Regions from separate parts of the Homo sapiens genome. Here region 1 is linked to region 2. A link is a contact called in ENCODE Hi-C or POLR2A ChIA-PET data. All regions are on one chromosome and are shown on one strand. Each heading gives the region's core, a stretch centred on a gene start or an enhancer-like site at or near the end of the contact. The rest is flanking DNA. Distances are from core to core; before and after follow the strand shown. Region 1 has its middle 19 kb from the start of MIR4642. Region 2 overlaps CDC5L (cell division cycle 5 like).

Region 1 (6,877 bases), core at 4,259-6,758, 41 kb after region 2:
TTTGTTTATGCCTTTTGCCTGGAATTTTACTTTCTTTATTAGAATTTCTCTTCTTTCTTTGCTTATATTTGCATGATAAATTGTCTATCCTTTTATTTTCAACTTTCATATATAATTTTTAGTTGTCTCTTAAACAGCATATCTTGTTGAATTTTGTATTTCAAACCATTTGGAGAGTCTTTGGCTTTTAATAGGGTCTGTTTTGTTTTTCATGCTAATTAATGACTTTAGTCTTCTGTAATCATGTCTTACACTTTCTCACTGATGTCTGTAAATGGACTGTAATTTCTTGGTTTTAATTTTCTTAGTGATTTAGAAAATATACATCGTCTTTTAAATCTTACAAATAATTATGGTATCATTCAGGGTTTAGGATCTGTTCAGGAGAAAGAAAGCAAACCAGTAATTTGAACAAGGAAGACTCAATATGAAGATTACTGACCAGTAGTAGGGAGTTAACTACTAAGAGGGACAAAGACATCTCTAAATAATACAGGAATGGCAGATGTAGGGAGCAGCTGCTACCTGCAGACAGAGTAACCGAAGAAAGACTTGGAAGAGCCCTTTCCCGCCTCCTCAAAGGCTGAGATTCACATCTCACTGAAGAGAGTGTGGGTGGAGAAGTTTGCTGAGGTGCCAGGGTGCCAGGGAACCTCACTAGGAAGTCACTTGCTGAGGGTGCTCTTGATACTTGGAGGAAACCTGCCTCCTGGGGCGTTAGCAGAACTCCAGAGCGCCCACACCACTGGGTCTCCCATGCCTCCCCGGCAGAGGTGCCACTGGTGGCAAGGAAGCCACATGCTGACAGTGACACAGTAGGAGCAAGAAGGAAAAGCGCCAGAACCAGAAGTGAAGCCGCTTCCACTTGTTGTGTCCCTCAGTGGCTGTGCTGTTGGATCCACTGGCAAAACGGAAACGTTTCTAGGTTACAACTCCTGTATCATAAAGCAGGGTGGATTTGGAGCTGGCACAATAACCGTTGTTTTTCAAAATCACACTCAAGCCTGTAGTTTTCTGGACTTCTGAGTAAAGAATGAAGCAGTGGTTTGAGCCAATTTTAATTCCTTTAGCAGCTCCTTTATACTGTGGTCAGGGGACGGCTTATATATGTCTCTGGGGGATCTCCAGGGTATGCATCCTATTCATCATTATTTAAGGCTGTTTATTTCATCTGGTTGTCCCTGGTGGCCAATCTCTTGGTTTGGGTCCAAGTTTTTCACCTCTGCCTGGCCTCTTGGGCTTGGATTATTTGTTGAAAGTGTTTCCTTGGTTCCTCATCTTTCCTGCAGTCCTACATTATTTCTTTGGGTCTCCTCTGCACATTTGCTGCCAGAGATAAGGCCAAGGAGGGGAGTTCAGGCAATATTACAGTAGGTCCCCCCTTGAGGTTTCACTTTCTGAGATTTATAATCTGTAGTCAGCATGGCCCCAAAATATTAACTCAAAAATTCCAGAAAGAAAGAAGTAATTCGTGCTTTTAAAATTACACACAGTTCTGAGTAGTGTGATGAAATCTCTCATGGTCTCACTCCATCCTGCCCAGGAGGCGAATCATCCCATTGTCCAGTGTATCCGGGTTGTGTATACTACTGGCTCATTAGCCAGCTCTGCTATCAGATCAGAAAGTACAGTTACTCATCACTTGATGGGGAGGATACCTTTTGAGGAATGTGTTGGTAGGTGACTCTGTTGTTGTGGGAGCATCTTAGAGTGTACTTAACACAAACCCAGATGATGCAGCCTGCCACACACCTAGGCCACAAATCTGTACAGCACGTTACTGTACTGAATACCGTAGGCAAGTGTAACAGTCAACTATTTGTATACCTAACATAGGTATACATACATAAATATACCTATGTTAGGTATACAAATATATATATATATAAAGAAAATATACAGTAAAAATATGGCATAAAAGATTAAATGGTGCACCTGTATAGGGCACTTAGCATGAGTGGAGCTTGCAGGACTGGAAGTTGCCCTGGGTGAGTCAGTGAATGAGTGGTGAGTGAATGTGAAGGCTAGGACATTACACTACTGTAGACTTACAAACACTGCACACTTAGGCTACACTAAATTTGAAAAGTAAAGTAATTGTGTTACACTTTATGACAGCTATGACATCACTAGGTGATACAAATTTTTCAACTCTGCTGTAACTTCATGGGGACGTTGTCATACATGTCTATTCACTAAAACATTGAAGAGAGGTTAGTAATCTCAATGGTTAATAGACTAACATTTTAAAGATAGGCTTAAATATTTCAAAAGCTTTGTCCTGTCTCAAGATTTTTTTCTTTGAAAAAAGACAATAACTTAGTAATATATGTGTATTAAAATTACCAGTTATAAGAGACTTGTTAATGTACCATGTAGAGCTGTGCTGTCCCGTATGGGAGCCACTAGCCACACGTGGTTGCTGACTGCCTGAAACGTGGCTGTTGTAAAATTTGAGGTATGCTATTAAGTGTAAAATACTGGGTTTTGAAGACAATATGAAAGTAAATGTAATATAGCTCAATTTTTTTATATTGCTTACATGTTGAAATGACAGTATGGTTGACCCTTGAACAACATGGGTTTGAACTGCAGTTTAATTATACAAGGATTTTCTTTTTCCTCTGCCATCCCTAATACAGCAAGACCAGTCCCTTCCCTTCCACCTCCTCCTCGGCCCACTCAATGTGAAGATGATGCAGATGAAGACCTTCATGATGATCCACTTCCACTTAATGAATTCTAGATATATTTTGTCTCCCTTAACGATTTTTAAAATAACATATTCTGGCTGGTGTGGTGGCCCATGCCGGTAATCCAAGTGTTTTGGGAGCCTGTAGTGGGAAAATCACTTGAGGTCAGGAGTTTGAGACCAGCCTGGGGGTGAGGTGGAACTAGAAGGTGTGGAGAAAGTGAATCCTTGTATGCTGTTGGTGGGAGTGTAGATTAGTGCAGCCATTATGGAAAACAGTACAGAGGTTCCTAAAAAAGTAAAAGGTAAACCTACCATATGACTCAGCAATCCCTCTTCTGGGTATACACTCACAGGAAATGCAATCACTGCTTCATAAAGATATCTGGTCTCTCATGTTCATTGCAGCATTATCCACAATAGGAAACACAGAAGCACAACTAACTGCCCATCGACAGATTCATGTGGAAACACGCACGCGCACACACACGATGTAATATTCTGCCTTAAAAAAGGAGATCCTGCCATGTGCTGTAACATGGATGAACTTGGAGGACATTATGCTAAGTGAAATAAGGCAGACACAGAAAAATATGGCACCATCTCACATGAAATCTAAAAACAAAAAGTCTAACACATAGAGATGAAAATGGTGGTTATCAGGGATTGGGGGAGTAGGAAATGTGGAGCTCTAATTCAAAGGATGCAAAGTAGCAGCTCTGTAGGATGGACAAGTTAGCCATCTAATGTACAATATGAGCACTATAGTTAATACTGAATTGTACTCAGGATTTTTGCTAAATGGGTAGCTTTTTGCTGCTCTTGCCACACAAGAAGGGTAATTGTGAGATGATGGCTATGTCAAACTTGCTTCACTATAGTAGTGATTTTTACTATCTATATGTATTTCATGTATTTCATAACACGTTGTCTATGTTAAACACAAAATTTATAAAAGAAAGGATATGTGGGAGATGGTTATTTGATTACTCCAAGGTGAGCTTCCTGCTTCCCCACAAAAATGGTCAGGTCTGTCAACTATAGTTTGGGTTTTAAAACTCTTCATCTGAGGAAGGAGAGATCAAGAAAACCTGCCCAGATGTAGGCTTTGCTTGCTTGAGAAATCTAGAAGTTAGTTTTTTTGTAGTGACAGGATCTCTCTGTGTTGCCCTGGTTGGTCTTGAACTCCTGGCCTCACAGGATTCTCCCGCCTCAGTCTCCCAAAGTGCTGGGATTATAGGTGTGAGCCACCACACCCTGCCTAGGCTAGAAGTTTCAAACGTCCATAGAAATTTCCAGTGTCTTCCCTCAAGCTTCTCTTAATTGGTTCTGAAAATCTGGTGGAAGAAAAAGGAGGATGGCAGCTGCCCACATTATTTTTTGTAGAGAAGGGGTTTCCTCATGTTGTCCAGGGTGGTCTTGAGCTTCTGACCTCAAGTGATCCACCGGCCTGGGCCTTCCAAAGTGATGGGATTACAGGCACCAGGTCACGTTTTATTTTAGTGTTCAAGTGGCAGGGAACCGAGAGGCTTGGCGGGAGCGAGCCACCTCATCTCTGCTTGCTGAGTTAGGAGGAGCCCATGTGGATGAACAGTTACTAAATGCTTCAGGGATTACACCTTGGGAATTGAGCCTTGGAGAACTGAGCTCCCAGGGATGGCAGGATCTTAGTGGTAAGCATGCAGATGGGACAGGCAGTAAACTAGAGGGATTTTTTTTTCCAGCTTCTTCTGTAGAAGGTGTCATTTTCTGGGGGTGAGATGGAACAAGAAGGTGGAACTAAAGAGAATCATGACATGCAGACTTGTGTGAGCCACAGACTGGGATTTTCTAAATCACATATTTGGGGTTTTTTCCCACTATTGCTTCGATGGTAATCAATTATTAATATTTGTTCTTGTCTTTAATAAAAATCGGTTCTAAAGTGACATGCTGGCTGGGCGTGGTGGGAGGCTGAAGTGGGCAGGTCACTTGAGGCGAGGAGTTCCAGATCAGCCTGGCCAACGTGGGGAAACCCTGTCTCTACTCAAAATACAAAAATTAGATGGGTGTGGTGGCACACGCCTGAAGTCCCAGCTACTCAGGAGGCTGAGGCAGGAGAATTACTTGAACCTGGGAGGCGGAGGTTGCAGTGAGCTGAGATCACTGGCAGTGCAAGACCCTGTCTTAAATAAAATAAAATAAAATAAATAAAATAAAATAAAATAAAATAAAATAAAATAAAATAAAATAAAATAAAATAAAATAAAATAAAATAAAATAAAAGTGACATGCCTGTATGGTTGGTTAAGGAAGTGGTGGGACATCTCTTCCAAATTCCACCCATCTCCTCTCTGTCCAGGCCCTCTTGGGGTGTGGTCCTAAACTCTGGAGCCAGCTGGCCCAGCCCACCGCGGCTCCAGTGCCATCTGGTGGTTAAACAGAGGAATGGCTTTTAACCGAGGGACCAAGAACTGGGTTAAGATTTTTTGACCTTCAAATCCGAGAAGCAGAACATGTTCATTCTCAACTGTCATCACTATTTTTAAGCAAACTTGCTTTTTTAAAAAAAAATTTATTTTGAACTAGATGAATTCCAAAACAATACCGGGTCTTAAAAACCCTAGCAGATTATGAAACAAAAGCAATGCTTTTGCTTGATGACAAAACCATAGCAAATAAGTGCAGGGAAAAACCTAAACTAAACCAATGCTCTTTGAAAAACAGAGGTTCATTCGACCTGGGATTTAAGCCTCCCGAAAACAGACTGAGCGTGTAGGGTGGGGCTCACCGTATTTACTGCTGAAGCCTGAGCGTCCAGCCCTAGTGGGGGCTCCAGGGGTGTGGAGGAGGCAATGAGTCACCGGGACGTGACTTTAAAGTGCCACGTCTTTGGAGCTGATTACTGGGATTGTTTTGAATGCCTCCAGCAGTGCTCGGAAGACTAACCTGTAGGCAGGGCCCGTAATGGGTTTGGAGAAAAGAGAGACGGAGGCAGGAAGACCGTGAGAAGTTATTGCAGGAGTCTGCGAGCAGATGATGAGAGTGGGGTAATGGAGAAGGAAGCGGGGTGTATTCAAGAGCTTTGGGGAGGCAGAGTGGAAGGTGTTGGTGCCTGGATATGTCTCTGATGGACAATGATGATACCTCTGACAGAAGGGCATGAGAAACTGATTTTGGAGAAAAGATGAAAGGTTTGCTATTAGTAGAAATGTCAAGCAGGTGTTGGAAAATATGGATCTGGAGGTTAAGAGGGAGGTTGTTTTTGGAGACTGATCTGTACATAGAACAAACATTGTAGGTATCTCTAATTCTAATGGCTTGTGTTGAGTAATCATCTGACATACTAGGGATGAGGTTAAACCCGCCTGTTCCTTGTCTGATATGATCCTCACAAAACAGAAGTGTCAGTACTCGATTGTCTTCCTCTTATAGATGGAGATCAAGTTTGAAAGGGCAAATTCCACCCATTTCCTTCCTACCAAAGACTAAATTAAGTAAGAGAGAGGAGGAAACAAGAAGAAAGAAACAGATGAAAAATCAACATGGTTACTGATAAAAGCAGATAGGGCTTAGATTCATGCTAGCAGTGGCTTCCTAGAGCGCCCACCACCGTTGGGCCTCAGAGCTGCCCCTTATGGGCCAGGGTGAATTTGCAGAGTGGACTCCTTCACCCAGACTGATGCCTCATTCTGGTCTAGGACGAGAAGAAAAGGAGAAAGAGGCCTGGGACTCTTGGCTTTTGGCTGTCACCCGCCAGTCTGGTTACTCCTACGTCTCTAGGCAGGAGGCCAGGAGAGTTTAGGGAAAACCCCTCTCTTAGAAAGCAGAGGAATGGAGAAGGAGTGTTCCCCATGCCTTCCCAATACAATTCAGTAACTTGCAGAGGGCACACATGATTGCCGACGCTGCATTCAGAAGACAGACAAGATGCGATTCCTGGTTCAGAGGAACTAGGTCTGCTCCGCAGGTGGGGAGGGGAGGTCAGGTGTGGCAACATGGTGACAATATCATGTAGCAGGTTGTAAAACAGAGCTAAGAGTCATGGGCCATGGAACACAGGCGGGAGCTGCAGCCTGGACTGGGCAGGTGGTGCATGTGGGGTTGCGTTTGTTGTTCTAAAGGGCAGATGGGCTTTTACCAGCAGAAGAGGAGAGAAGCTCATTTAGGTTGAGGCATGAGTAAAGGGATGGCGATGTGAACAGC
Region 2 (7,084 bases), core at 3,163-5,662:
CGGTGCTCTTTGCCTGTGTCTAGAAGTGGGTGGGGGGCAATCACAAGCTGATTGGAAGCTCCTTAGGTGTGGGTAGGGCTCCTTGACTCCTGGCTTCCCTGGAGGCTGATCTGGCTGGGATGTTTCACTGGGAGAGTTCTTGATGTCAGTGTTAGTTCTTTTGGGTCAGTGTTAGTTGTTTTTGCTTAGGTTAGTCATATTCCTCAGAGAAGTAATTTCCAGTCTCCTATCTACAGGGTATAAAGTTGGCCAGTCTCTGGGAACCTAGTTGGGGAAAAAGGCTGGATGTCTCCAATCTAAAATTAAAAACTTCTGCTTCATTTCTCTATTTTCATAGTGATAATTTTGCTCTTAACTCTTCCTGGTATTCTCTGGTTTAGAAATCTTTTTTGTACTCTCTTCAGAGAGTAAAGCCCCTCTGTTTTTTGTAAATCCTGTGAGAGACAGAGAGAGAGAGAGAGAGAGAGAGAGAGAGTGTGTGTGTGTGTGTGACTAAAAATCCTATAGACTTTGTTTTTTATTATCACTCTTTTTCTTCTCATTTTATATTGTTTCGTGAAAGTTTACAAAATTATGGCACACTAGTTATTAGCCAGCTCAAGGCTTTGAGGAGGTCTGAACATAGGGTTTCTCAAGTAAATAAGTAAAATATCTAGCATATCAGAAGCTTTAAAAACAATAATGTGATCTTGCATTTATTTCCTTGGATTCTGAACACAAGTAAGGAATGTGTTTCAGGGTGTTCAAGGCCAGATAAAGTGTCAGATAAGCCTGTTCGGACAGACTGGGAAAGAGAAAACCTAACCACTCACAGAGGAAATATGGAGGGACCTAAACAGTCCAGAATACAGACAGGAATCCACTTAAACTGTATAGACCTGTTAATAACAGGGGGCAATAATGGCTATAGGTATTGTAAGAATCCCACTAGCCATCTTCTCCTGGTGGCCCTGAAGTGATGGAGATGCTTCTGATAGAGGCTCTGTCAGTGTTACATGGCTTAGTATTGCTCGTGCATGTGCAGCACTTATCCAGCCCTTTCATTAAAATACAGAGCATGCTTTCCTGGTTCTGTCACTTTATCCATGCCTCAGCCTTTCAGATGTCTCCACTTCTGTGACAGATAGGAATAACCTGTCCCCCACTTTTTTTTTTTTTCAGACAGGGTCTCACTCCCATTACCCAGGCTGGAGTGCAGTGGCATGATCACGGCCACTGTGCCCAGACAGTTTTTTTACTTTTAGTAGAGACAGGGTTTCGCCATATTGCCCCAGGCTGGTCTCGAATTCCTGGGTTCAAGTGATCTGCCCGCCTTGGCCTCTCAGAGTGCTGGGGATTACAGGCATGAACCACTGCACCTGACCCCCCACTTTTTTCAGTGGTGCTGTTTGAAGAAGTTTGCAAGTGTGAATATTCACACTTGAAATTAAAAAAAATAGTTTTTTTTTTAATTTTGGGAAAAAATTACATTATAGGACAATATAAGGGACATTTAATGGAACTCCTTTCATGGTTTTTAAACAGTTTTATTGAGATACCATTCTTACAGAATTCACCCATTTTTACTGTATTTACCGAGTTGTATAACCATCACCACAGTCAATTTTAGAATAATTTCTTTTTTTTTTTTTTTTTTTGAGACGGAGTCTCGCTCTGTCGCCCAGGCTGGAGTGCAGTGGCGGGATCTCGGCTCACTGCAAGCTCCGCCTCCCGGGTTCACGCCATTCTCCTGCCTCAGCCTCCCAAGTAGCTGGGACTACAGGCGCCCGCCACTACGCCCGGCTAATTTTTTGTATTTTTAGTAGAGACGGGGTTTCACCGTTTTAGCTGGGATGGTCTCGATCTCCTGACCTCGTGATCCGCCCGCCTCGGCCTCCCAAAGTGCTGGGATTACAGGCGTGAGCCACCGCGCCCGGCCCAATTTTAGAATAATTTCATCATCCAGAAAGAAAACCCATACCCATTAGCAGTTATTCCCCATTCCCCTCAAACCTGCCAAGTTTTTAGGCACCCATTAATCTACTTTGTGTCTCTATAGAGTTCCCTATTCTGCACATATATGTAAATGAAATCATATAATATATGATGTTTTGTGACTGGCTTTTTTCACTTTGCATTATATCGTCAAGGTTCATCCATGTTGTAGCTTTTATCAGTACTTTATTCCTTTTTGTCATTGCATAATATTCCATTGTATGAATATACCATGTTTTGTTTATCCACTTATCAGCTGATAGACACTTGAGTTGTTTCTACCTTTTGACTGTTAGGAATAATGCTGCTTTGAACAGATGTTTGTGTGGACATGTTTTTTTCCTTACTCTTGCATAGATACCTAGGAATGGAATTACTGGGTCCTATGGTGACTATGTTTAACTTTATGAGGAACTGCCAGACTGTTTTCCAAAGTCGCTGCACCATTTTATTTGTTTATTTTTGAGACATGGTCTTGCTCTGTTGCCCAGGCTGGAGTGCAGTGGTGCAGTCATGGCTCACCGAAGCCTTGACCTCTTGGGCTCAAGTGATCCTCCCAACTTGGCCTCCCGAGTAGCTGGTACTACAGGCATGCACTACCAGGCCCAATTAATTTTCTAATTTTTTGTAGAGATGGGGGTCTCACTGTGTCGCCCAGGCTGGTCTTGAACTCCTGACCTCAAGTGATCCTTCTGCCTCAGCCTCCCAAAACGCTGGGATTACAGGCATCAGCCACCGTGCCTAGCACATTGTACGTTTTTATTAGGAATGTGGAAGGGTTCTAATTCTTTACATCCTCACCAACACTTGTTTTCTGTCTTTTTGATTATAGCCATCTTGTAATCAAACAGATCCTAGTTGTGAAGTGATATCTTGTGTTTTTGATTTGCATTTCCCTAATAGCTAATGACATTTCATGTGCTTATTGGTTATTTTTATATCTTTGTTGTTGTTGTTATTGAGACAGGGTCTTGCTCTGTCACACAGGCTGGAGTGCAGTGGCACCATTATGGCTCACTGCAGACTCAACTTCTCTGGTTCAAGCAGCCCTCCCACCACAGCCTCTCAAGTTGCTGGGACTACAGGTGTGCACCACTGTGCCTGGCTAATTTTTTATTTTTGTAGAGATGGGATCTCACTATGTTGTCCAGGCTAGTCTTGAAGACCTGGGTTCAAGCGATCCTCCCACCTTGGCCTCCCAAAGTGTTGGGATTACAGGCGTGAGCCACTGTGCCTGGCCTGGCCTGTGTGTGTGTGTGTGTGTGTGTGTGTGTGTGTGTGTGTGTGTGTGTGTATTTTTTTTTAGAAATAGCTATTCATCTTCTTTACTCATTTTTAAATTGGGTTATCTTTTTTTTTTTTAATTTAAAAATTTTTTTTGTAGAGACAGGGTCTTGCTGGTGTTACGTAGGCTGGTTTTGAACTCCTGGCTTCAAGATTCTCCCACCCGAGTCTCCCAAAGTGCTAGAATTATATACGTGAACCATTGCACCTGACTGGGTTTTTTATAATTGTAAGAGTTCTTTGTATATTCTGGATATAAGTTCCTTATCTGATATATAACTTGCAGATGTTTCCTCTCATTTTGTAGGTTGTGTTTTCACTTTCTTGATGTTCTCATTTGCAGTACAGAAGGCTTATATTTTCATGAAGTATAGTTTAGCTATCTTTTTCTTTTTTGCTTATGCATTTAATCTTATCCAAGAAATTCTTTCCAACCCTGGGTCATGAAGAGTTATTCCCATGTTTTTTCCTCAGATTTTATAGTTTTAGTGCTTACATTTAGGTCTGTGATCCACTTTGAGTTAGTTTTTTATGTACTGTTAGGTATGGATCTACCTTCATTCTTGGGCATGTGGATATCCAGTTTTCCTAACACAATTTGTTGTAAAGACTGTTCTTTTCCCGTTGTATGTTCTTAGCAGCCCTTAAAAAAATCAATTGACCATTAATGTAAGGGTTTATTTCTGGACTTTCAATTCTGTCTCATTGATCTATTATCTATCCTGTGCCAGTACCACACTGTCTTAATTCCTATAGCCTTGTAGTATCCTTTTGTGTTTTTAATAGGCTTTTTAACTGATTGTTAAAGAATATTGAAGTAATGAGTGAATGTTAACTGGGAGCGTAGTAGTTATTTTGAAAAAGCACAAAACAGGTTTAGAACCTGAGCCATATGCAGTAAGTTTGGGGCTTGTAACTTTGGATTTCTCTTCTAAAAGATGTGGGGGAAGTTATATATTTGTTGGAATTGGGTTTAGCTGTAACAGAAAACCTCTAACAGTGGCCTAAATAGAATAGAGGTTTATTTCTGTTTCATGTTCTAAGTGTTGAGAGATAAATCAAACTGGGGCTTGTGTGGCACTCCCTGGTGTCAGGGACCTGGGCACCTGCTTTTTTGTCCTCCCCCATGTCAGGTTTCTCTTCTTAGTTTCTCCTTGTGGCAGGTACAGTCGCTGCAGGGCCAGCCGTCATGTTTGCATATAGCCTGCAAGAAGGAGGAAAAAGGGCACACCCTTTCCCTTCTTAAGAACACATCTCTTGCACACATCATTCTGTCTGTCCTGCTGGCCAGAACTTAGGCACACATGTCCTAGCTACTGGGGCATGTGATATTTGTTCTGGGTAGCCAGGTGGTGGTTAAGAATTGAGGCTTCTGTTACTATGGAGGAAGAGAATGGGTGCTTGGTGACAAGAAGTCTCTGCCACAGTAAAATAAATGTCTACTAATGAAAATGATTATGATTGGTTGAAGCCCTTTGGAACCTCTAAGATGAACTGACAGAAGTTGAGATTTAGTCTAGTCTGTGACATATTTTTTTGTAAAATTTTGATAAATTTTGTTTTCACTTTGTGAGCTTTTATTGGTTCAGTGTCTGTTCTATGTGTGATAAAGGCGGTACCTCTGGCTGCTGTTGTGTGTAGCTAGGGGTAAGAGGAGTTTTGCTTCTGTCTCTTGGCCTCCTCTGATGTAGTCTAGGGTATATCAGTCAAGATTTAATTAAGGAAACAGAACCACTAGGAAAATCATGGAATAAGGAATTTGTTAGAGGAATTAGTCCCATATACAGTTATGGGAAAAGCAGGGCATTAAAGGTCTGAAAAGGAGTGTTAAAGATTGGAGAAAGGTCACCAGCCCTGGTGTGGAGTGAGTCATAGCTTACAGGGAAATCTGGAGGCCAGGCATGGAAGTCTGGAGGGTTGTTGACTCTTTGTCACTACTGTTTCTGTGAGTTTGAAGCAGAAGTCTGGTCACCAGGGCTGCCTGTAAAGGAGGAGAATTGGATATATGGAGCAGTGGGGTGCAAGGACACACTGAAACTTGCCAGCTCCTCTGCAAGTCTGTCACTACCTCTGACCAATGATGGCCTTCAGAGTGTAGTGGTTGCTACTTCACCTCTGTCACCTCTGCTTCTCCTTCTGCCTCTACCTCTGTTTTACTTTTGATGAACTCTACTCAGTACCAAGATGGAAGAGGATTCTGGGAAACATCCCAGTGTAACCACGTCAACAAAGGATAATTCACCACATAGGAGACAGCTCTCAGATGCACCGGCATTTTACTGGGCCAATCTCATACTGGGCCAAACTCCCCCACTCCTTTAGCCACACCATTTTTGGGAGTGTTGCCTATTTGTAATTTTGGCACATATGATATTTCACGTCACCCACTCTTCCAGGAATATATACTTTTGCCATTTGATTCTTATTTCTCCTCTTTCCTATGCAGAAGATCTAAGCCTACATACGTTTCTTTCTAGTAAATGCTTTATATTTGGAATAGCAAAAAGGACACACACAGGGCCTTTGATAATGTGAAATTCAAGATTTTTTTTCATGAATAAAGATATACAGAATAATGGAATAAGTCTTGCTCTGGTTATTTTCATTTTGCCTCAAAATTTAGTGATTTAGTGCATTTTACTATGCTTATGACTTCTGTGAGTCAGGAATTCAGACAGGGCACAGAAGGAGTGGTTAGTCTGTGCTCCATGATGTCTAGGGCCTTAGTAAGGAGGACTCAGCGGTTCTGTGTGATTTGATGGATAGGGGATAGAGTCATTTGGAGGTGTTGTCTTTCCATGTCTGGTGGTTGATGCTGGCTGTTGGTGGGGTGGGTCCTCAGCTGGGAATGTGGAGTGAATCTGCATGTGGTCTTTCCATGAGGCTTGGGCTTTCTCATAGTGTAGTGGTCTCAGAACAGTTGAACTTCTCACGTGGTATCTCAGGGCTCCACTGTGAGTGCGGTGGGAAGCTGCGTTATTTTTTCTAAACTAACCTGGGAGGTCAAGCATTGTCACTTTTGTTGTGTTCTGTTGGTTTCAGGTGAATCACAAGCCCACCTAGATTTATGGGGAGGGAACATAGACCCTACCTCTTGATGGAAGGAGTATCACAGTTGGATTTTAAGAACATGAAACATGAGAGAGAAGGTTGTGACCATCTTTGGAAAATAAACTTTGCCACAGGCCCTAAGTTGGACATAAAGAGATTTATGGGTACAAAGATAGCACTGAGGACAGGGTTACAGTGAAGGGACTAAAGAGAACATGGTCAGTTCTGCCTAAAGAGATCAGCAAGACTTCTGAAAGGGACCTGACCCCCACAAGTTGTTTTCTTGTGCAGTGGAAAGGTTGCTTGGGAGTATCTTAAGTTCCCAGTAGAAGAAACAGACCTCAGAGATACTAATGAAGACTGGATAGAGAATTCAGTGGTGAAGCCAGACTAAAACCCAGGCATTCAGACATTTGGCCTAAGCTGGGAAATTTGAATTCTTGTAATAGTAATTTCATATGTGAGGCCACAAAAGCACACCTCTACACATAAAACTTTATTTGATGTATAAAACTTCTTTTTAAATTTTATTATTATTATACTTTAAGTTTTAGGGTACATGTGCACAATGTGCAGGTCTGTTACATATGTATACATGTGCCATGTTGCTGTGCTGCACCCATTAACTCCTCATTTAACATTAGGTATATCTCCTAATGCTATCCCTCCCCTCTCCCCCCACCCTCCAACAGTCCCCGGAGTGTGATGTTCCCCTTCCTGTGTCCATGTGTTCTCATTGTTCAGTTCCCACCTATGAGTGAGAACATGCGGTGTT

Evidence for each region. A loop is a pair of places that touch in the nucleus more often than their neighbours do. ChIA-PET counts read pairs that join two places held with the same protein, here RNA polymerase II (POLR2A). Pooled maps may share reads with other maps.
Region 1: a loop to region 2 is called in a map of psoas muscle, with 2.1 times the contacts of the local background. The contact joins two enhancer-like sites. A Hi-C loop is called at or near these places in 1 of 168 maps with a recorded cell type or tissue (psoas muscle) and 1 of 50 pooled maps. POLR2A ChIA-PET finds 5 or more read pairs at or near these places in 8 of 52 experiments (HCT116, HEK293, K562 and 5 more).

What each region holds. Positions count from the first base shown.
Region 1 is chr6:44,451,348-44,458,224 of GRCh38, forward strand. No RefSeq gene overlaps it. Among named protein-coding and RNA genes, the nearest start is that of MIR4642, 19 kb to the left of the region's middle. RefSeq lists a silencer at 5,083-5,192. Within about 2 kb of position 5,509, at least 3 of the 41 ENCODE cell types and tissues checked have a DNase peak (open chromatin) inside an H3K27ac peak, as active enhancers do.
Region 2 is chr6:44,411,164-44,418,247 of GRCh38, forward strand. The region is part of intron 8 of CDC5L (cell division cycle 5 like); the gene reads left to right. Among named protein-coding and RNA genes, the nearest start is that of MIR4642, 21 kb to the right of the region's middle. RefSeq lists enhancers at 4,299-4,428, 4,459-4,568. Within about 2 kb of position 4,413, at least 3 of the 41 ENCODE cell types and tissues checked have a DNase peak (open chromatin) inside an H3K27ac peak, as active enhancers do.